Linked DNA regions of Homo sapiens: regions 2 and 3 are each linked to region 1. A link is a loop called in an ENCODE intact Hi-C map of the cell type or tissue named here. Cell type or tissue: mammary epithelial cell. All regions are shown on one strand. Each heading gives the region's core, and the rest is flanking DNA. Links, peaks and the distances in the headings are about the cores only.

Region 1 (7,292 bases), core at 2,293-7,292:
CCCAGCAGTCCTCTGAGGGACCTCCCGGGGGTGACCTGGGCCACAACAGACTGCCCACTCAGACCCCATCTTACCCATGCCGTGGACACCCCGCCCCCCCCCCCGCCACTGCTATGCTATAGCTGGGGGTGTCTATGTGAGCTGTACAGCCCAGCACCACGCTGACGATGTTCTTCATCCCCTTCTCCCTGCAGGGCATCGAGCGCCTCAAACGAAAGAACCAGCCCAGGGAGCACATGGGGAGCTGGCAGTCAGTAAAGGAGACCTTTGGTGGGGACTTCTCCCTGAACTGGTTCAACCCCTTCTCCAGACCGTGTCAGCCAGAGATCCCCAGTGACAAAGACATGGTGCGGCAGGTGACATCGCTGTCAGACACCGAAACAATGGAGGATCCATCAGAGGAGACAAAGGACGAGGACTCTGTGGAGGTGACAGATGAATAGATGCTGCTGTGGGGAGAGAAGCAAACACTAAAAAGTGCTGTCAACCTTCATCCTGGGGTTTTGGCTAAAGGGGCTTATGGGCATGGTGCGCTCCCAGCACCCCCAGTGCTTCCCTTAGCCACTCGCTTGGCCTTGCCATTTCCCCTCCTTCTTCTCTCCATGTTGGGCCAGGTCTGGGGGTCGGGAGTAGGCTGGGGACATCAGAGGAGGATGGGGGCTTTCTCAGAGTTCATCTAAGAAGAGTCTGCACTGAGACGGCTCATCAAGAACCGTTCTCCAAGACTGGGTGGCTTTCACATTCTCCGCCCAGCAAAGGGAGCTTTTGAACAGGGCATCCCAGGGGCAGAAAAGAGCTTGCCTTTGGCTTTCCCCAGGATTTCTGTCTTCTCTTGGGAAGGCTGGGCCCCTGGCTCCTGGCTTTGAGAAGTAAGGTTGTGACAGAAGGACCGGGCAGGGCTTGCCTTGGGGACCTGGGTTGGGACACTGACATCAGGGGAGACTAGCCTGGAAAGACTGCAGAGCTGCCAGCTACTCCCTGGAAAGGGCTTCCCCATGCTGCCTGCCGAAATTAGGAGGTAGAGGTGGCTGCCACATCTACCTGCAAGGGCCAGGCATGGTTCAAAGAGGACCCTGCATTAAGCTCTACACACACATGTGCAGGACATGTCCAGCATGGACAGAGCCAGAGTTAAGACAGTAGCACCGAAAATGAGCCCCCATTCCACAGACACTGGAGTCTTCACTGAGCGAGACAGCTGGGAGCTGTCCTGCCTGTGGCTACATATCTAGCCATTCACAGATGTGGATATGGGAAGGACCTCTTTGGAGCTACTGGGGACTCCCTAACCACTCGCATGAGAACTTAATTGAATGTTACCTCTTGGAGGGAGTCTAATAACACATGTAGGTAGAACTGACCATAAACCCTGCCTGTGTGTTTGAAAAGGCCAGTTCTCCCAAATTGGTGCCCATCTTGTCTCTGAAAAGATGGGTGATGGCCAGGGTCTGCTGATTGATGAATCAGATGAATCAGGAAGATAGACAAACACACACACACACACACACACCCCACCAGGATGAGTCTGCCCTCTATTCACCCCATTTGAAGCCTGTGGTGTCTGTGACCACTGCTGAAGGTCTGAGCAGCGTTCTGGTGCTCCTAAACCCCATTCCAGTGGTTGCTGAAGCAGCATCTTCTGCACAAAGCCCAACAGAAGGGTTCTTATCCCCGTTTGGTATAAGAAGTGGATTCACCACCCACTCCCTCCACGTGCCTTTGTTCCTCTCTTTGGCCCATTTCCCCAGCGTCTACTGGCGTCAGGATTGGCAGGAGCACAGGCACTCAGCAGAGCATGCCCCTGCAAGACCTCAGTGTTAGGGCCCCCCTTCCAGCTCCAGGCAAAAGGGCATGAGTCCTGGCCCCAAGGGGCCTGTGGCTGCAGTTCAGAGGAGAAGAAGGTCAGTGTTTGGAGGTGCAGCCTCAGGATGCTGAGAAAGGAAACTGGCGACCGTGAGAAAGAAAAGAGCCAAGCAGCATCCTGGTTCTTGGACAGCATCTTTGGACACTCTGTGAAGGGCAACGATCCTGCCAGAGACCGTCTCTCTACAACTGATGACCCACTAGGGCCTGGGGTTAATTGCTCAAAGGGCCCAGTGTTCACAAAGCCACCTCTGCCCTAACCCTTGCCAGAGCTCTCCAACTATGACCCACGAGAGGGGTGATGGTGGGATTCTAACATCAACAGAGCAACCAGAAAGACATTGGGCCTCCCACACTCAGGCTGCAGGCCCACTTTCTTGGTCCTTATCAGCTTTAATATTTATTAATGACGACATAGGAGCCCGAGTCAGCTGTAAAGGCCATTAACTTGCAATCTGGACAGGAAGTTGACGCTCACCACTTTGGGTAAGAGCTGCTCTGACTGTAGGGCCCCCTATTTGTTGTCCTAACCCAGAAGCAGCTCTGGGCTGCCAGGATGGTGGATGGAATACCAGAGAGTTCACACTAGGGAGGAAGCAATGCCTGCCCCCTGGAGTCTCCTAGGGGGCAGCAGTTAGAATAAGGGAAGAGGATTTGCTGGTCACTGTTTGCTGACATGGGTTTCCATGGTGAGTTCAGGCCTGAGGACAGCAGTGTCTGCAAAACCACATGGCCCTTGAGAAATGTCCTTGCACATTGGGCTTCAAACTCCTCTTCTAGGGAATCCATCTTGGCCTGAAAGCAGAGGTACAACACCAGCCCCAAAGGCAATTCTGTTTTCAGATTGGTTGCTCTGGAAAGGAAGGCTGGGGTGAGGGGGCATTTTACTTGCACAGAGGCTGACCCTGCCTCCCCTCTTCACTGACCCCATCTCCAAGGTAGACCTCAGCCATGTCAGTCCCTGTTCTGGGAGGTGCTGGGCTGGGCCACAGCCAGGGTTATGTAGGTAATTAACCTGTCCAACCCTGAGCCTCGCCTCCCCACACCAGCAACACAGTGGTCTCTCTGTGGTGACCATTCACAGCATAACATTCTGCTTAGCCTCAGACTGAAAGCATTGCAACTGATGTCAAAACCAGATGAGATCTTACAGGGAGAGAGATTGGGTGCAATTTGCCTCTTTCTTTGAATAAAAAGCTCTTTGCTCACCCTCAGTGACTGGAGTCTCCTGTTTTAATTAAGAGATCCCAGCTCAAACCCTTGGGCAGTGTCCTTCCTTATGGGCCACCCTAAAGGCACCTCTAGGAAAGCTACTTTTCTTCCATTCCCAGTGTGGGAGACAAGTGAGTGTCATACGGCACCACACAGTGGCCGTGCCGGGCTATATCACCTCTTGGGATCGGACACTGTGCTGTGGAGTGACTGACCAAACTCTTGTTTGTGTCACCACCCTTGTGGTATTTCCAGCAGAAGGAACAGTCACCTTTCCTTCAATAAACATTTATTGAACACCTACTGTATGCCAGGGATGTGGGCAACTTGGGCAAGGGTGACCAGGATTGAGGTTTTTTTCACTTGGACAGCTGGAAAGGCAGAGGATGACAGGTATCCCACCCATGACTCTCCTGTGAATTAGACACAAAATAACCCTCATTCAAGCTACGTGCCTTTGCCAGGGTGTGTATCCAGTTGGGGTGACAGCCTTTGAGAGAGGGGTTGGATGTACTGAACAGACAATAAAGAAGCCAACTCCTCAGAGCACCTTGCCTGGGGAGATCAAAGGATTCCATGGCTCCCCAAGTGACTGCATAAACCGCCAGCACATTTAAGAAGCTTATTGGCATAAAGAAAAAAGGACTCAGGGACCACAGAGTTTTCTTGAAGTAGAGTTTAATTTAAAGCTTATTGATCATTTGAGCAAATCTCTGGAGGGCAGAACAAGAAGGAGCAGGCTTCAGTTAACAGAAGCAGCCTTGAGTTGCCAGGATAGTGGATGGAATACCAAAGAAAGAGTTCACACCAGGGAGGAAGCAATGCCTTCTCCCTGGAGTCTCCCAAGGGGCAGCTTTAGAATAAGGGAAGAGGATTTGCTGGTCACCGTTTGCTGACATGGGTCTCTATGGTGAGTTCAGGCCTGAGGACAGGGTTGTCTGCAAAACCACATGGCCCTTGAGAAATGTCCTTGCAGATTGGGCTTCAAACTGCTTGGAGCACCAGGAGAGGGACTTCCTGGATTTCAGGGATAGAGAGAGGAGAATGGAGGCAATAGGAGGAGAATGCACTTCTATCAGGCCCATCCCAGTGCTGAGAGAGCACTCCAGTTGACAGGTGCCTTCAGGGCTGGTGAACCCATGGCCTGAAGATATGGCAGCTTCTCAAGGGTCGTCAGCAGGTGGCAGCACTGGGCTGCCCATAGTCTGCTGCTCCAGGGAGAGACTCTGTGGCTTCGAAATCTATGGATTTGAATTGAGACAATGGTGGCCCTGATTTTTGAGGCCATGACTCAGGAAAGGGATGGGATTCTGTGGCCTCGGCTGGTGTTTCTAACTGTAAAAGAGGTGACCCTGTGATAGCACAGGACCTGGCCTTGTGGGTCTGGCTGCTTATGGTTGTGTTGGCCTTTTTGACCTGCTGGCTCTTGAATCTGCCCTCATATAAGTCATCAAATTTAATCATCCATAATCTGAAAGCTAAGCACAAGGTAGGAAATGCTGAAATCTCAACTAAGGCTCCACAGCATCAGACAAGGCTACTTGGTGATGAGAACAATCTTCTGAGCATTAATCTCTTTCACTTGTTTGGAACTTAACTTGACGATAAATTTCTTGGGTCCAGTTTTTATTGGGGTGCATTTTATTTGGGATTGGATGGTCTCACCAGGCTGCACCGTCCTGGAAAATTCAAAGACATACGGACATACAATCAGCCAAGGATGTTATGGGAAGAGGGAGAAGATGAGTTGGGTGAGAAGCCAGGAAACTGAGCCTTAGCTCAGCCTCTTTGAAAAGTCCTGGCCATTCCAGGGCATGGCACAGTGTACCTGCACCCTGGGTGCTGCTATCAGTTTTCTCAGATGTAAAGCAAGACGGGTGAACCAGCTGGTTTCCAGAAGCTCTTCCAACTCTGACATTTCACAAATCTTCCCTGGAGTCTTGCCTGACTTTACTACAGATGTTCTTGTTTCATGAGTATTAGCAACAGTCATCTATTACATAAAATCTAAGAGGAACATGTATTTTATGTTGAATCCACATGCAAGGAATTGGCTAGCCCCTCACTACTCAAAGTGTGTTCTGGGGCTTCGCAATACTAGCTGAGCTTGTAGGAAACACAGAATCTGAGGCTCCACCCTAAACCTGCTGAATCAGAATCTACACTGTAACAATACTCCCCAGGTAATTTGTGTGCACATTAAAATGTGATAAATCGTGGTCTAAGGAAAATAGGAGTCTACTCATTTTTACTTGGAAGATTCAGACATCCTGTAAGAAACAGACCATCAGAAACCTCTCAGAAACAAAACATTAGAGTTCAGTAAAGTTTTTTGCTGGATATATCAGCATGCCAAAAATCAATTTCCATATAGTCCAGCAAACAATTAGAAAATACAATGAAAAATATTCCATTCATAAAAGCTATAATATTGATGCATCTTGGAATTAACCCAACTAATAACGTGCAAGTGGTATATAAAGAAAACAATATAGCTTTTCTAAAGGTGATAAAAAAGACTGGAAAAAAATGGGAAAATCTCATATTCCTAGATGGCAAGACACAATATTGTCATTTGGCATAATTCTCCCCCAAATAAATAGGTAAATTCAATGCAGTATCAATCTAAATCCCAGCTGTTTTAAAATTATATGACAAGATGATTCTAAAAGTGCTATAGACAAAAATGGGGGTGGGGTGGGGATTTGCCTAATACATATCAATATGTAGATATGATAATCATATAAAATTATTATAGGACTACAATAATTTAAGTGGTATGATGTTATATTAGAAGAAGACAAATGAAATAGCAAATTAAAGAGTCCAGAGACCCAGATATATATGGGAATTGACAGCATAATAAAGGCAGTGCTACAAAGTACTAGGAAAACCACAGACAAAGTTGGAGCTCCACATCACTCCACACCCAAAAAAAATTCCAGATAAATACCTAATTGTGTAAATAAAGCTGGAAATTCTAGAAAAAGCATAAGAGAATATTTCTATGCACCTAGGATGACATGAAATTCAGTATCCGTAAAGGAAAAGATTGAAAAATTTGACTACATTAAAATTTAAAAGTTCTACTGGTGAAAGACATCTTAGTGTTTAAAAAAATACAAACTGTTCGGCCGGGCATGATGGCCCATGCCTGTAATCCCAGCACTTTGGGAGGCCAAGGCGGGCAGATCACCTGAGGTCAGGAGTTCAAGACCAGGCTGGCCAATATGGGGAAACCCCGTTTCTACTAAAAATACAAAAATTAGCCGGGTGTGGTGGCATATGCCTGTAATCCCAGCTACTCAGGAGGCCAAGGCAGGAGAATCACTTGAACCTGGGGACGGATGGAGATTGCAGTGAGCCAAGATCGTGTCACTGCACTCCAGCCTGGGCAACAAAGTGAGACTCCACCTCAAAATAAATAAGAATCAAATTTAAAAAATTGAATACAAAACTGCTATAAAAAAATTCACAGCACATAACACTCTACTGTGTAAAGACACCATACCAATATGAAAAAATAAATGACTCAGTAGAAAAATGGACAAAAGTTAGGAACAGGCAATTCACAGGAGAGAGTCAATTAATGTAAGAAATATTCAACCTCACAAATAATCAGATGCAAAGTAAAGCAATGAGATTACTTAACCACTAGATTGGCAAGAATCAAAAAGATCTGTCGGTAGAGCATAAATTGATGCAATCTTTTCTCAAAGTAATTTGGCACTAGCAAAATGTATCTACATTTTGACCCTGTGACCCCATACTGGGAATTCACTTCTCAGGAATATGCACACATGTGCAAGATATATGTCCAGAAGCATATTTCTAAGAATACCTCAGGCAGACTCACCCATGGTCAGAGGTCTGTAGTGAGGAGATGCCCAGGCTTTCCAAAGAGAACTTGACGTCAGTCAAAGGGATGGCCAGGGTATTCTTGAAGATACAATTGCAGACAAGTAGCTGGCCAATTCTGCCTGTGTTAGGCAACTGTAGTAGGGTGGGGAGGAGAGATGGGGAGAGAAGATATGCATGAGCCAACCAAGGACCCTCAGGGTTCTTAGGGGCCCCGTCACACTCCATGGCCAACTTCCAGGCAGAAGGAGCCCTTTATGGCCTGCAGGAAGCTCACCTCTATAGAGAACTCAGGGTACTGGAAAGACGTGAATACTTCAGAGGCCATGATTTCCTTAGACTCCACAATTTCCGCAATG
Region 2 (7,728 bases), core at 1,457-6,456, 260 kb after region 1:
TTAAATTAAGGCTGCCAGGTGGAGGTCATTAGGGAGAGGGTGTTAAGTGAAAATGCGACATAAACCGCATGCCTTTTGCAAGCAGTTGCAGCTCTCCTGTCCAGCCTGTGCCACTGGGCCATGTGGTTCTCCCGTGCCCAGTCCACTGCCTCTAGACTGTCTACCCTGTACATAAACACCTAGTAAAATTCTATGTTGTTTGCTGGCTCTGGGTCTCTTCTTCAGCCTCTTGAACCTGGTACCATATTGGTGTTGATCAGGTTTCAGCACAACACCTATGTTTGTCTAGTGTCTTGAGCCTGTGTGCAAAATAAGCCACTTCCCATGACAAATGCACAGGCATTTCAGCATTCCTCTTTCCAGCTTTCCTGGACACTTTCAATACCTCAGTACTCTGTTGGTCAACCTAGGAGACTGGATGCCCACCAGTCTCTGAAAAGATTTTGAGAAACCCCAATGGTCAGATTCAGAATCAGGGAACTGAACCATACCTAGAAAGTTCATGGTCCCATGAGTCTCCAGTATCTCACTCTTGGCCAGAGTCCCTGGTAATGAGTAGCTGCCAAGGGTTGAAGCAGCAGGTGCCTCCTGAGTTGCTTTCAGGACTACCGCCATATCCCAGGATATGTTCTGACCCTAGAGACAAGCAGGCACATGTTTAAGAGGGAACTGGTGGTAGGGGGTAGTGTGGTTACAATTTTGAGAATGAGAACATAATTATCTATTCCTGGAGGCCATAGAACAATTTTTAAAAACAGAAAAGGAAGCCAGAGTCTCCTCCAACCCCCAGGGTGAGTTGGGCAGAGAAACAAGCTAGCTACTTTCTTCCTTATTACTTTGATTGCACCTCACTGCTCACTCCAGAATCTAAACCTAGCTTACCAGTGAGTACATGATAAGAGGAGAGAGCATATGGGAAGAATTTTCAGAGTGAACTTTTGTGGGATCTAAAGATCAAAGCAGCAAGGTTTTGATGATATTATTACAGAAAGGCTCTGGGGGAACCTCTGCCCTCATTTGACTAGTAATGGTAAGGGGTGTGTTTGAAACATTAAGGACAGCACAGTGTACAGCCTCATGAATCAAAGTGTGGTGCAAAGATCAGCAGCAGTATCTGCATCACCTGGAAGCTTGCAAAACAAACAAACAAAGAACACAGAATCTCAGACCACCCCCAGACATCCTCAATCAGAATCTGAACTTTAACTGTTTTAACAAGAACCCCTAGGTGATTCCTATGCACATTAAAGTTTTAGAAGCTCTGGTTAGCATTGTCAAAACCTGACTGAAATTACCTGAAGAGTTTTAAAAAAACATGGATACCCAGGTCCCACCCTTAGATTCTTTTTTTTTTTTTTTTGAGGCAGGGTCTCACTCTATTGCCCAGGCTAGAGTGCAGTGGCATGAATTCGGCTCACTGCAACCTATGCCTCCAAGGCTCAATCAATCCTCCCACCTCAGCCTCCCAAGTAGCTGAGACTACAGGCACGTGCCACCATGCCAAGCTAATTTTTTGTATTTCGGCATTGCAAAACACGAGGTGTGCAATGTTGCTCAGGCTGGTCTTGAACTCCTGACCTCAAGTGATCCTCCCGCCTTGGCCTCCAAAGTGCTGGGATTACAGGTGTGAGCCACTGTGCCTGGACCACGGATTCTGATTTAATAGGAATAGAATACAGTATGGACATCAAGATTTTATAAAAAGCTCTCCAGGTTCTGTGTAGCAAAATTTGAGAACCACTGGTTTACAGAAAGTACTGAATGTCACATCAATCAGAAGGGAATGTTTCTATCCTATTACAAAAGACTGGAAGCTAGAATTGTACCCAAGAAATAAGACTCCAGGTGTGGAAGCAGAGGGGCAGAGTCCCCTCTTAAACTACTTGAGGTCTTCAAGTATCTCCTCCCCTCTTCCTCTCAGGCCCCCGTTTACCTTTTCTTCCTCTTCTGATCCATCAAGGCCTGTCTGAAGACCCTGCACTGGGGCCCAGACTTTGATGTTCTCGGAGTGCACTTGTTGGCTGGATGCCTGACCTGGGAAGTTTTCTTCTTCTTCCTCCTCCTTTTTCACCTTCACTGGGCCCCATGGGGCTAGGGCCATGGCTTCTCTCAATTCTGCAGTCATCTTCTCTGCTCAGCAGGGGAACTCCTATAGCTGGGCGCTGCCCTGCAGAGGTCAAACCCCATCCAAGCTTTATGTTTCAAAAGCTTCTTCTTGAGTTTCTTCCCAGGGCCAAGATGAGTACTGCCTACTGAGAAATCAGAAAACACTGTTAGCACCAAGGAGAGATTTGCTGGATGCCACTTAGCAAATTTGCCGGATGCCACACCGGCAAATTTCACCAGCGCCTGGCCAGGGGCCAATGTAGGACATGGAATCCTCTATTCCTCCCTCATAGGATGAAGGGGTTGGACTATAAATATGTAATATCTTCCCATAATAACCACATTGCAAACAGCTTTATATAATGTTTATTGATTTTTTCCTGATTAAAAGTTAACTTACTTTTATTGTAAAAACTTAAAAGCAGCAAATGATTAAGAAAAATCATCTCGGTCTACCTCCAAAGAGATAACCACTATACATTTTAAGATTTAAGATATTTCTTTCAAAGGAAAATCTCCAACCATACTACTAATAATTATGATTTTACAAATTCTTGTTTTTGACTTTGGGGATACATATTTTCACAATTATCATCATAGCATTTTTTAAAAAAGGATTTTACAACAAAAAGATTTTTTATTGCCAAGGATACAAAATAATGTGAACAAAAGGATCCCAAGAAAAAGACTGGGAGTCTTTATACCAACGTGTTAGCAGTGGGTAGTTAACTCTGGATGGTGTAATTACAGGTAGTTTTAAGGTTCTTTTCATTTTTTTTGTTTGATTTTTACATTTTCCATAGCTTCCAAATGTCCTGTGAGATAAAATATTACACTTAAGATTTAAAAAAAGATTACTTTCATGTTGCCATTCTTCATGCTTATTTTAAATGCTACACAATAACCTATGGTGTTGATAAATCTTCACTCTCATTGAAAAAGGATCAAGTAATACAGAAATATATAGAATTAAATATATAACCTACACACACTACACACACACACACACACACACACAAAGTACTTATCAGTTTAGATGGGAGTCCTAACCCATTTTCTCTGCATTTACATACTTATATGTTCACCTTCACACATATTGCTTATTTTTCAAAAACATACTTTAGATCATCACAGTTATATACTGTTCAGCAACCTGCATTGTTTTTTAACTCAATTTCCGTATTTCACAATAGTCTTAACAATCTTTCAATACAACACATATAGAACTACCTCATTCTGGCATAGTATTCTAAATTGTGGCTATATTATCATTTACTTAATCATATTCTATTTATGAACCATTTATTTAGTAAAAGTTTATATTTCCATTTTATTAATATTTAAAAGTTTTTCTTTGTAAATATTTTTTTTTTGCTGAATTATTCCTTTAGAATAATCAGAGAATTACTGGTTCAAGGATTTGCTGGTTGATATGTACTGTCAAATTGCTTTCCAAAAGCACCATGCCAATTCACACCCCCACTAATTGACAGTAACCCTTTATCACAGCTAAGCCAGCAGGGTTTTTGTTTTTAACCTGTGAGCAAAATAACCTTACTAGTTTGATTGCTTATGAAGAGATTGAAATTTTTCTTTCTAACCCCCTTTGAATGTTTTATTGGAAAAGGGTGCGAAATCTTATTCAATCCCCTGTTGCTGCTATTGAAGTGATCATACTCTTTTCCCCATGTCAACTTACTGGCCACTTACTGTATACACTGAATTTATTAAGTAATGCAATACTTTCATTCCTGTGACAAACCTTAATTCTGGAGGACTATTCTTTCCATCACTATCCGAATTCAATCTGGTATGAAGGTCCTTAAGACTAGTTCCACCTTGTGTATAAGACTGCCTACAGTGAGTACTCTCATCAGACTTCTGATCAGATTCTGACGGACCTCCGGTCCCAGACGGCACAGGGCCCTCTATCAAAGGCTCCCTTTCAACGTCCTTTCTCTATTTCCAAACGTGGCAATCCATTCTTTCCACGTATAGGCTCCTCGCGGCCCTGTCCCTGGGACCTATCTGGCCCCTTGGCCGGTCCGTGTGCATCCTCTCCCGGACCAGGCCCCAGGTGGGCAGCAGCCGGGATTCCGAGGCGGTGGGGAACTCACTGCCCCCCGCACCCCGACAGACAAGGCTGGTGTCCCCGGGGAAAGGACGCAGGGGCCGCTCCTAGGGCCATGGCCCCTGGGAGAGCCCCTTTTTCTCCCTCGACGTTCGTGCCCACCCCCTCCGACCCCACTCACTGTGCGCAGCTGAGAAGCCCGACCTGAGTTCACTGGCTCTGCAGCAGGAGGCTGGCTGACCGGTACTTCAGCTTCTACCGGCACGAGAACAATGACCGGACAGGAAGTGCCTCGGGATGGGCTTCCGGCTCCCCAAGTCGCCAAGCCGGCCTCTCTAGGAACCTCGGAGGTGCTTTCCTCTCGATGGGTGTCCAATGTCGCCCCAGACCAGGGATGGGGCAGAAGCGCTTAGGAGGATTGTGCTGTTGGAAGCTCTAAGTGAGCCTCAGGGAGGGGCGCATCCCAAGCAGGGATGAGACACTCAGGCGAGGCGCGCACCCAAGAGCCTGAAGCTACACAGCATTAATCTGTAGAAAGCCCTGATAATTTCCCCTCAAATGTTTTATTTTGAAAATATCAGAGTACAGAAGAGTTGAAAGTATGGCACATTGAATACCCGTATTTTCCATGTGGACTCAACAATGAACATTTTGCTATGTTTGCCTGATCTCTCAATACATATTTAAAATCATTTTTTTGAAAGTTGTAAACATCAGAACACTTCATTCCAAATACTTCAACATGCATCCCTTAAGATTAAGAATATTCTTCAAACTACCACCACCGTCACAGGTAAGAAAATCAACAAAAATTCCCTAATACCATCTAATAACCAGTCATATTCAAATTTCCCAACTGTCCTAAAACATGTATTTTATAACTTTTTTTCAAATCAGTTTCACACACTTTAGTTGGTTACAGCTCTTTAGTTTTGGGTTTTCGTTGCCATTGTTGGTTTTTACTTTTTATTTTGAAATGATAGAATCACAGGAAGTTGCAAAGATAGCACCCTTCACCCACTTTCCCCTCATGGTTACATCTTACATAAAATGAAAAAGGAAATCAACATTGGTACAGTATGTGTGTATAGGTATAGCACCTATAGATTTGTGTAACCACCACTGCAATCAAGATACACAAGTGTTCCATCACCACAAAGACCTTTCTGGTGCTACCTTTTAATAGTTCCATCCAACCCTCTCCCCATTTTTCCTCCCACCATCCCTAACCTTTGGCAACCATTAATCCATTTTTCATCTCTATAGTTTTATCATTTTGAGAATGTTATATGAATATTTTCATACAGAATATGGCCTTTTGTGATTATTTTCACTCAGCATTAATTCCCTTGAAATTTATTTGAGTTGTTATGGATATCAATAAGTCAATTTTATTGCAGAGTAACAAGTATTCCATGGTAATACATAAACCACAATTTGTTTTAACCACCTAAGGAAGGATATATGGGTTGCCTACAGGTTTCGACCATTACAAATAAAGCTGCTATGAACATTCGTATACAGGTTTTTGTGTGAACGCAAGTTTTCATTTCTCTGGGATAAATGCTCAGAAGTGCAATTCCTGAAGCATGACATATACATGTGTGGTTTTACAAGAAACTGCCAAATTATATTCCAGAGTGGCTGTACCATTTTACATTCCCAGCAATGTATGAGATCCTGTTTCTCTTCATCCTTGCCAGCAGTTACCACCATTAAAAAAAAAAAGTTAAGCTATTCTGATAGGTGATATCTCACGATTTTACTCTGCATTTCCCTCATGCCTAATGATGTTGAACATCTTTTCATTTGCTTATTTGCTATCTATACTTCAGTGAAATGTCTGTCTTTTGCTTATTTTCTAATTGTATTTACTTATTACTGTTAAATTTGGAAAGTTCTTTATGTAGTTTACATACAAATCCCTTGTTGGATATGATTTGCAAATATTTTTTCCCAACCTGTAATATCATCTTTGTAAAAAGGTCTCTTACAGGGTAAATTATCTTAATTTTGATGAAGTCCAATTTAACATTTTTTTTCCTTCTAAGGAGCATGCTTTTGAGTCATCTGAGCCTTCTTAGCTCAGTCCTAGGTCCTGAAGTTGTTGGTTTACTGCCTATGGATATCCAATTACTCCAACAGTATTTGCTGAAAAGGCGATCCCTCCTCCATTGAATTGCTTTTGCCCCTGTCAAAAATCAATTGGCCATTTATGTGAGTCTATTTCTGGTTCTTAGTACCTAACGGCTCTCTAGTATTATCTTTTAAAAACAAGCCTCCTCATCCATGTTTTATACCTTTCATATCGAAATTTTCATACATACACAAAAGCAGAGAATGGTATAATAAACTCACAGCAGACTCAAGACAGCTTGAACAATTTTCACTCCCCTCTCTTTTTCATCATAATAATATTTTGAAGAATCCAGGGCAGCTTTCTTATGCAATATTCCACGTTCTGGATGTGTCTGTTTCTCGTGGTGTCTTTTATTTGTTCCTCTGCCTCCTGTATTTCCTGTAACCTGGCAATGAGGTCCAAGAAGCTTGATTAAATTCAGGTTGAACATTTTTCAGCTTATTACATCACAGAAGGTGGCACATTATGTGGGCTGTCTCAATCTAAGCAATGTGACATTTTGTTACTCGGTGAAGAGGTAAATCACAGCATTCTCCATTGTTAAAGTACATATGTCCTTTGTAATTATTATATAAGCTGGGATGATTCAACAACCTGGATGAAACATTTTTATATTCATTATCTCATAAGAACTTTGTGAGGTAGATATTCTTCCTCCTGTTTAACAGATGAGGAATTCAAGGCTCCAAGAACTGAAGAGATTTTTTCTGAGGCAGATGGCAAAACCTGAACCACATCCAGGTCTTAAGACTTTAAGCCTTAGGCCCCTTCCAGTTTTCACTCTTGGCTACCTTTCACTCTAATGAGGAACCAGCCCCCAAGAAACTGTGGGGTTGAATTAATAACATTTATGATAATCAACACACCACTTTGACATTATTAAAAAACACAATCTTCATATTCAGGTATTATTCATAGTCCAGCTACAGAAACAGAACTTTGAGAATTACAACATAAAAATTACCAACTTAAGAATATAGACTGAGTTAAACCCACAAATGTACTCAAGGGCACAGAATGGTTCACAGGGGGTAATGGGCACTGACTGCCCACAAGTGGATTCTGCACTGGCTTAATCAGTGAAGAGCTTGGCTCCATGTGAAAAATTTATGTCCCAGTAAATTTAGTGCTGGGACAGAATGTTGTTTCATTAGTAACAGGCTATCATTTGACAGCAATGATGAAATATTGATTAGAATTCACAATGACTGTGGCAGGGATCATCAGCTCAACTGCGGGTCAAGGATTTTTTTCCCTCTGAATAGGGAAAGCAGGGTACCACTGCCCTTCCATTTTGACACTCTCCATCTGTTAAGTTTCAAATTCAAAAGCTGGGAAATAAATTGTTTTCCTTGGCATCACTGTTAATGGCTGGCCATAACATTTTTTTCCATATACATAAACTAGATAT
Region 3 (7,728 bases), core at 1,457-6,456, 98 kb before region 1:
TACTAGGACTTCCAACGGCTTTCCACGTCCTATGTACTAGATCTAATAAACATGATTTTATCAACATAAATAGATCAGCGCGATGGCCCTGAAGATATCACTGTGACAAAAAGTAGGTGATTAACATAGACCGCTGACAAGACACTGAACACATTTTGCAGTCCTTCCACATAAGAGATCTGCTTTTGACCCTTCTTGTTAATGGGGATTAAGGAAGAATTTTCCTAACTTATAGCCACATACGAAGCATTGGAGGCTGTGCTGATTAATCTTAGTGAAGATACTTCATCCAACAAAGCAGTGGAAATTGGAGCTCTCTCGTGTGTTTGGTGGTCATCTACCATGATTCACCTGGCTTTTACAGGGGCCACAGAGATAAGATAAATGGCAATGAGGCGGGGACAACTACCCTTGCATCCTTAAAGTCTTTGATGTTGGTCCTAATCTCTGCAATTTCTCCCAAGATCCAATATTGTCTCTGATTTATTATCTTGGCCAGGGAAGGGAGGCAGTTTCCAACCTTGACCCTTCTTACCATTGTGGTTTTCATTCCATCCCATTTATGACATCTCAATTGTACCACATCCATCCCACCTACACATTTGGGGAAGGAAATTATCCCAGGACCTAATGACCATTGTGAGCCAGACTTACTTGTACCATCCATTTATTACCTAGCCTCCATCCCCCATCCCCTTTGACTGGAGAGCCTTGGTGGCATTTCAGGTCTCCTAATACAGGCATCAAGTCAAAACCCAGATTCAAAAGGCTTCAAATCACCTTTCCTCAATGCTGGTATTCCAGACTGGAGAACTATTATTGTAGGTGCTGATGGTGATATTACAGGATTCTTATTTAAAGACACCAACCTCCCTCCTGTCAATGGACTTTGATCTGTGAACTGGCTTACGGAAACTGGGTGAAGGACTGGAATTTCCCATTATAGTGGTTGACATAAGCTTTTTATGCTCCAATTATTATTATTTTTAATTTTGACAAGTTGAGTAAAATCCTGATTGGCTGCCCATGTCTTAACCCTCAGAACACATAATCTATTAGCTACGGTCTGACTGCCGTAGAGGCAGAGGCGAGGCTGAGGACAGAAGGTAATCCATCAGAGGCATCTAGCAATGCATGGAACATTGTTTCCCCACTAACTAGCAGTTACTTTATGGCCATTATTTGGGATGTATAAATAACACTGGGATAAACTCCTCTGTATTAATGTTTCCACTCCCCTTGTATCATAAATTATTTACTTTGATTACATGCCCAGAAGTAGAATTACTAGGTCAAAGGGCAAACATTTTTAAGGCTTTTTGTTGAGAAGGAGTCTCGCTCTGTAGCCAGGCTGGAGTGCAGTGGCGCGATCTTGGCTCACGGCAACCTCCACCTCCTGGGTTCAAGCAATTCTCCTGCCTCAGCCTCCCAAGTAGCTGGGATTACAGGCGTGTGCCACCATGCCAATTTTTGTATTTTTAATAGAGATGGGTTTCACCATGTTGGCCAGGATGGTCTCGATCTCTTGACCTCATGATCCGCCCACCTCAGCCTCCCAAAGTGCTGGGATTACAGGCGTGAGTCACCACACCCGGTCTTTTAAGGCTTTTAATGCACACTGCCAGATTGTTTTCCAAAAAGTCTGGAATAGCGAAGACTTATTCTCTACTGGCAGTTTGTATGTTAGACAACTGGCTTTACTGAGCAAACAAACTACTGTTAATATTCTAAACTCGGCCAGGTGCTGTGGCTCACGCTTGTAATCCCAGCACATTGGGAGGCCGAGGCAGGCGGATCACAAGGTCAGGAGATCAAGACCATCCTGGCCAACATGGTGAAACCCTGTCTCTAATAAAATAAAAAAAATTACCCAGGTGTGGTGGTGCACGCCTGTAGTCCCAGCTACTCAGTAGGGTGAGGCAGGGGAATCGCTTGAACCCGAGAGGCAGAGACTGCAGTGGGTGAGATCACGCCACTGCACTCCAGCCTGGCAAAAGAACGAGACTCCGTCTCAACAACGAGAAAAAAATCTAAACTCATGTCCCAGTGCAGTGGCTCATACCTGTAATCCCAGCACTTTAGGAGGCCAAGGCAGGAGGATTGCTTGAGGCCAGGAGCTCAAGACCAGCCTGGGCAACATAGTGAGACCCTCATTTTAAAAAAATAATTTGCTGGGCATGGTGGCATGCCTGCAGTCCCAGGAAGGTGGGAAGATCACATGAGCCCAGGAGTTTGAGGCTGCAATGAGCTATGATTGCACCATTGCATTCCAGCCTCGGTGACAGAGTGAGACCCTATCTCTAAGAACAAAGAAAAGAAAAAAAATTAACTCGTGATTTGGAAGACTAAAGAATCAGAGACAAAAACCCACTTGAATATTATTTAACATTGCATTTCTTATACTCCGCCCTTACTTTGACCAACTTCAATGTTCTTCTACCTAATGTTTATTTAAAGACCACTAAAGACAGCTGTGGCTCTGCTGGATCAAACAGGTCTGTCCCAGGATAATATTTTTCCAAGTCTTTGCCAGTCTCTGTCTTCAGTTTTCTCTTCTCTCACTCTGACAGTTGCAACAATCAGATCTTTCCAATAAATGCCTCTCCTGGAGAGTCCCTGCTCATATGGTGTTTTGTTTCATTTGCAATATACGTATATTACATGTAGGGGTGGCCTTCAGGGAAAGGTATGGGGTGGCTAGAAACAGATTCCACCATCTTTTTCTCTTCTTTCTCCATTTTTACTGGAAGTGCTTAGCCAGCCATCCAAGCTGGTAGCTGCTTGTCATACCACTGGCATGGCAAAGCCTCATCTGTCTGTCTGAAGGGAAGTGAAGCAGAGCTGAGTCTGACATATATGACAGTACCCATTCTAATTTATGCATCTCAAAATGATCCACTGGAATCAACCATCAAAAGCAAATGCTTCTAAACTTTATTCACACTCGAGTTGCATCTCTGCGCCACCACTGCCAATGTTTTGTCATGTCACGGGCAGTCAACCAGGAGCAGGGAAGGAGAGACCAGGCTGATTTCTGCCTTGTTGGGAACACTGTCATGGTGCCTGTAGATAGTCACTGAAGAAACATAAAAGATGAAAACCCAGGCTATGCTCTCAACAGGGCAGAAGCTCCCCCATTAAGCCCAAGTCTAGGCAGCTGCTTCTCTCCACAGGGATGGACCTGGCCTTGCTGGGAGGAACGCCCACACCAGGACCTCTGGAAGCAGTCCCAAGGGCTTCAGCTCACATTATGTTCTTTCCATTTGGTGATAAATTCCTAACGCCTTACCCCATTTGCTAACTGGAATGCAGAGAGCAAATGCCACGGTTGAAACGCTCTCCTTCGTGAATCAGCTCCTTCCCCAGGGTGTTTTAAGATTTAGGAGTTTCAGTTCCCCTAGAAAAAAAAACAAAGGCTGCTCTACACATGAAGAGACTTAATTTTAACACACTGCACAGTGAGACTACAGGCTTATAGGAAGAGCCTTCTGGGCCAGCAAGCATAGTCTTCCTTTCAATGCTGAGAGCATGAAGGCAGCTGAATTATCAAATGACAACATCTTGAAAGCTGCCTTCTTAATGCTGACAAAACAAAATCTTAGGAAACACCAGGGAGTGGTTATAAAACACAAAGCAATTTCAAAACAAGAGTGATAAGAAAGGATGGCTAAGGGCCAAAGTGGCTGCCACTAAAGCCCCTGAACCTAGGGAATTCCATTCGGATCTCTTGGAGGGCAGGAAGTCAGAGCTGGACTTTCCCAGGATTTGGGATGGCTAACCAGACAGACAGACGCCCTGGGTGTGTACCTGCAGCAGAGTGCCTCCTCTTTTTTCCTCTCCCAGAACCACCCAAATACACAAGGTGAATGAACTTTTCTTTGTGATTCTTATTTTTAAAGTTCTTCAAGGGGAAAAAAATTCACAAAATACATATCATAAGCATTTCCTGTAAACCAGTTTCTGTCAGGTCTTTACTCCAGCTTGTGGGGGTCTCCCTTGGTGGCAGAGCTCTGGATTTGTCTGCCACTCACTAGATAAGGGCCAGACCCAGATGGGTCACTGAATGGTGCCTTGGCTTCAACTGAAGAACTCTAGACATACCAAACCAGACCAGAAAATAGCCTTTAATTTTACATGTACAAATGCTGCTGTAAATTCGTAACAGCGAAGAAAAATATATACGAACCGGTTTAAAAGGAAAAGTAAAAAACAATCCACAGTTGAGCAGTTGATGTGCAAATCATCCCAGGAATCCAACTTTCTGTCTCTTGGGCCCCAGGCTTTCTTCCTTGTGCACAACACTCTGCAAGGAGGCATGCAGTACCTTGCCCACACGCTTGCCAGTCTGTGGAGAAGGGACGGGAGAGAGCACACACCCCCTTGTAAGGCACACACACTCTGACCAGAAAAGCATTCCTTTCTGCCAGCTAGTCTTTCTGACATTGTACACATTCCATCTGCCTTAGAGGACTTTTATTTAATTAAAGCAAATTAAAACAAAAACCACAGACCCCAACAACATAATAAATTTTGTAAAAATCGTCATATCAAAAAAATAAAAAAGAGAGACAAACACCAGCCCCCACCAGGCAACAAACAGAGAGCAGCAAAGCCTGCCCTGGCCATTAGCTCATGCTTCACTATCCTGCTGCCACTGCAACAAGCAACAAAGTTGTCAATCAAATCTGGGCTTGGGTACAGCCAGGTGACACTGTACTATAGGGAGACCACAGGGAATCCAGAGTCTGTCTGGAGAAGAAACAGATGATGCCAAGGACATTTTAGTAAGCAGCTTCTCATTCACCTCCCATGAAGCCTCTAAGCAGAACTGCTCAGGTGTGACCAAAGTCAGTACCTGGATGGGATCTTTGGTGTTTACTGCCATGCTGAGATGCTAAAGGCAGTGAAATGTTAGAATCGAAACACATCAAGAGGGACAACCCACAAAATTAATAATCAGTCCCTACAGAGCAGACACGAGAGGTAAAAAAAACAAAAACAAAAACAAAACAAAACAAAAAAACTCAATATGGCTGGGAGTAGTGGCTCATGCTTGTAATCCCAGCACTTTTGGAGGCCAAGGCAAGAGGATTTTGCTTGAGGCCAGGAGATCAAGACCAGACTGGGCAACAGAGTGAAACCCCATCTCTACAAAAAACTAAAAATTAGCTGTGCATGGTGGTATGCGCCTGTAGACCCAGCTACTCAGGGGGCTGAGATGGGAGGATTGTTTGAGCCCAGGAGTTCACGGCTGCAGTGAGCTGTGACTGTGCCACTGTACTCCAGCCTGGATAACAGAGCAAGACCCTGTCTCAAAAAACAACCACCACCCCAATATAAAAAAATATATTTTTCTTTATGAAACTGTTATTCTGTCTCTGGGCCCAAGAATCATTTTAAGAATACAAAGAACCAACCACAAATCTCTACCTTATCAGGTCTTTCACATTCCCATAGCAGTGTGGATTCAACTCTGCCACTGGTTCCATTCTCAACAATGTTGAGATAAAAACATCCATGCCTAAATCCCTGCCTCAATCTCTTCAGTTACAGGTGTATCCTCCCCAGAGTAATGACTTGTGTGTCTTCTCCCCTGGCCCCTAACTGTAACATGGGATGAGATCCCAAGTATGACTAAAACTCTTATGAAAAGATGATTTCGATCTAAAAGGCTGGGAAGTGATCACCTCTATGAAATGCAAAGTCAGGGTTAAAGGTCAAAAAGGCCTTCGGGGGCTGGATGTGGTGGCTGATGCCTGTAATCTCAACACTTTGGGAGGCTGAGGCAGGCAGATCACAAGGTCAGGAGTTCAAGACCAGCCTGGCAAACATACTGAAACCCCGTCTCTACTAAAAATACAAAAAAATTAACTGGGAGTGGTGGCGGGCACCTGCAATCCCAGCTACTCGGGAAGCTGAGGCAGAATCACTTGAACCAGGGAGGCGGAGGTTGCAGTGAGCTGAGATCGCACCACTGCACTCCAGCCTGGGCGATAGTGTGAGACTCCATCTCAAAAAAAAAAAGGGCCTTTGGAAAGATTTTCCCATAACATTAGAAAAAGAAAAAAAAGTCTGAATCTGTCAAACAGGGGTACTGATTATTCATATACATGAGGGTGGGGAGAGAGGACAACAAGAGGAGATGAGATGGACAGGATGCCAGGACTTGAGAGGGCCTTGACGCCTCTGAATCCAGATGCAGGAAAGCAACTGCAGAGGCTAGGGGTGGCAGCCTGCACAACTACCCCCAAGGCTCTCAGCTCCACCAAGTCATTTTCCAGATTGCTGCATCCCTGTGTGAGATAAACAGTAAGACAGGGCCACAGAGCTATAGTCCCCTGTCCAGAGTTAGCAGACCTCACTCCCCAAACCTGAGGGGAGGACAAAGCTCAGCTCACTGAACAGAGCTCTGGTTCTGCCATCTATGACAGCCAGGGCAGATCTGGTTTATAAGGCTGACATTGCACAGTGGCTGGGAGCAGGGGCTCTGGACGCACACAGTCTTGGCTTAAATCCTAGCTCCAGTATTTATGAGCAGGGAGGCCTGTAGGCAAGCTGCTTATCCTCTGTGTGCCTCAGTTTCCTCATCTGTAAAAATGAGGACAATAATAATAGTTACCTCACAGGTTGTTGAGGACTAAATGATATATTTAAAGCAGTGAAAACAGTATCTGGCACATAGTACGCACACAATAAACTCCAGCTATTTGTTTACTGTGCTTGTTGTTGCTGTTTAAAGAAATTCTCATAAACTCTCCTGGGAGGGGGAAGAGTACCTTCTAAAACAAGGTTTGACAGTCCCTTGCCTAGAGGACTTTGGTAGAATTTATGCAGCATTAAGTCTGGAGAAATTTGAACTCAGGGTGCTTCATGGAGCACAGAGAATAAGAGCTGCCATTAGCTGAGAACTGATGACATATCAGGCACTGTGACATGTGCTTCTCCTCTACACCTCACATCATCCTAATAACAACCTCAGCAGTGTCTGGGCAGATATTACTATTATCAGTCCCACTTTGCAGATGAGGGGGACTATGGCCCAGAGCCAGGTTTGCAGCCAGGGCAGTACACCCTCACAGCCCATGGTTGGGAACTCCATGCTATATACAGTGCTCATTTTGGCCTTTTAAATAACATGATAAAGAGAGAAAGTAGATGTCATGTTCTTGGATTCTTCAGTATGAAGTCATTGTTTCTAAACACAAAAGAAGAGTGCTTGCTATTAAGCAATGATCTCTGGGCATGTGTGGTGATATAGAGGTTGCAAGAAAGTATGAATAATCAGATCCTGCTAACTCTGTTCCTGGAAGTTCAGTCAGTCAATCAGTCAGAAAGGTGAGGTGGATATAGGGGAAAGAAGGTCTGGGAAACAGGTGAGCAGGACCCTGTCCCTGCCCTGCGGGGCTTCCAGGCCAGTGAGGTGACAGACATGTGGGGCAAACAGTACAGAGAACTGTAGAAGCGCCTTGATGGCTCTGCTAGGGATGAGGGCAACCCAACCCAACTCCAGTGGGTCAGATTTCTTACCATCCCTGCTTGTCTCCATTTAAACACTTCTAGAGCTGTAACGAATTTGGGAGACAGCCACAGTTCAGCCCGTGCTTCCACCTTTACTCACCCACTTCTAGGGACAGGAAGCAGTGAGCCAAGAATTCTATTCCCTCATCAAGTCACAAAGGCCTGCACTTTTGGAGTTACGAGTGGCTCTTTACATTATGAAAGTCCAAC

What was found. A loop is a pair of places that touch in the nucleus more often than their neighbours do. Peaks named below come from ENCODE experiments on the same cell type or tissue, not always from the same donor. Only the 100,000 strongest peaks of a DNase experiment are listed, where the experiment ranks them.
Region 2: a loop joins it to region 1, with 7 times the contacts of the local background. A loop is called at or near these places in 6 of 110 quality-filtered maps.
Region 3: it touches region 1 in a loop (3-fold over the local background); 2 of 110 quality-filtered maps call a loop at or near these places.

Annotation. Positions count from the first base shown.
Region 1 is chr3:44,911,046-44,918,337 of GRCh38, reverse strand. TGM4 (transglutaminase 4) reads right to left here. Exons shown (of 14, transcript NM_003241.4): 12 at 7,211-7,292; 13 at 6,932-7,068; 14 at 3,348-4,754. The coding sequence ends at 4,613. It overlaps ZDHHC3 (zDHHC palmitoyltransferase 3), which reads left to right. Exons shown (of 7, transcript NM_001135179.2): 7 at 1-3,077. Among named protein-coding and RNA genes, the nearest start is that of TGM4, 40 kb to the right of the region's middle. In mammary epithelial cell, for the core only: CTCF peaks have their summits at 3,239 and 4,234 (motif pointing right); a DNase peak (open chromatin) is centred at 4,267.
Region 2 is chr3:44,645,465-44,653,192 of GRCh38, reverse strand. It overlaps ZNF660-ZNF197 (ZNF660-ZNF197 readthrough), which reads right to left. Exons shown (of 8, transcript NR_147692.2): 8 at 4,722-7,728. ZNF197 (zinc finger protein 197) reads right to left here. Exons shown (of 6, transcript NM_006991.5): 6 at 4,722-7,728. ZNF35 (zinc finger protein 35) reads right to left here and starts at 4,461. Exons shown (of 4, transcript NM_003420.4): 1 at 4,359-4,461; 2 at 1,934-2,252; 3 at 492-636. The coding sequence starts at 2,125. The region is part of intron 2 of ZKSCAN7-AS1 (ZKSCAN7 ZNF cluster antisense RNA 1); the gene reads left to right. RefSeq lists enhancers at 3,979-4,088, 4,169-4,338, 4,217-4,776. In mammary epithelial cell, for the core only: no CTCF peak of the experiment used is centred there; a DNase peak (open chromatin) is centred at 4,482; H3K4me3 peaks cover 1,260 bases; H3K27ac peaks cover 835 bases.
Region 3 is chr3:45,007,852-45,015,579 of GRCh38, reverse strand. EXOSC7 (exosome component 7) reads right to left here. Exons shown (of 8, transcript NM_015004.4): 8 at 4,109-4,345. The coding sequence ends at 4,241. Among named protein-coding and RNA genes, the nearest start is that of CLEC3B, 15 kb to the left of the region's middle. RefSeq lists an enhancer at 3,367-3,486. In mammary epithelial cell, for the core only: a CTCF peak has its summit at 4,313; DNase peaks (open chromatin) are centred at 3,329 and 4,359; H3K27ac peaks cover 2,118 bases.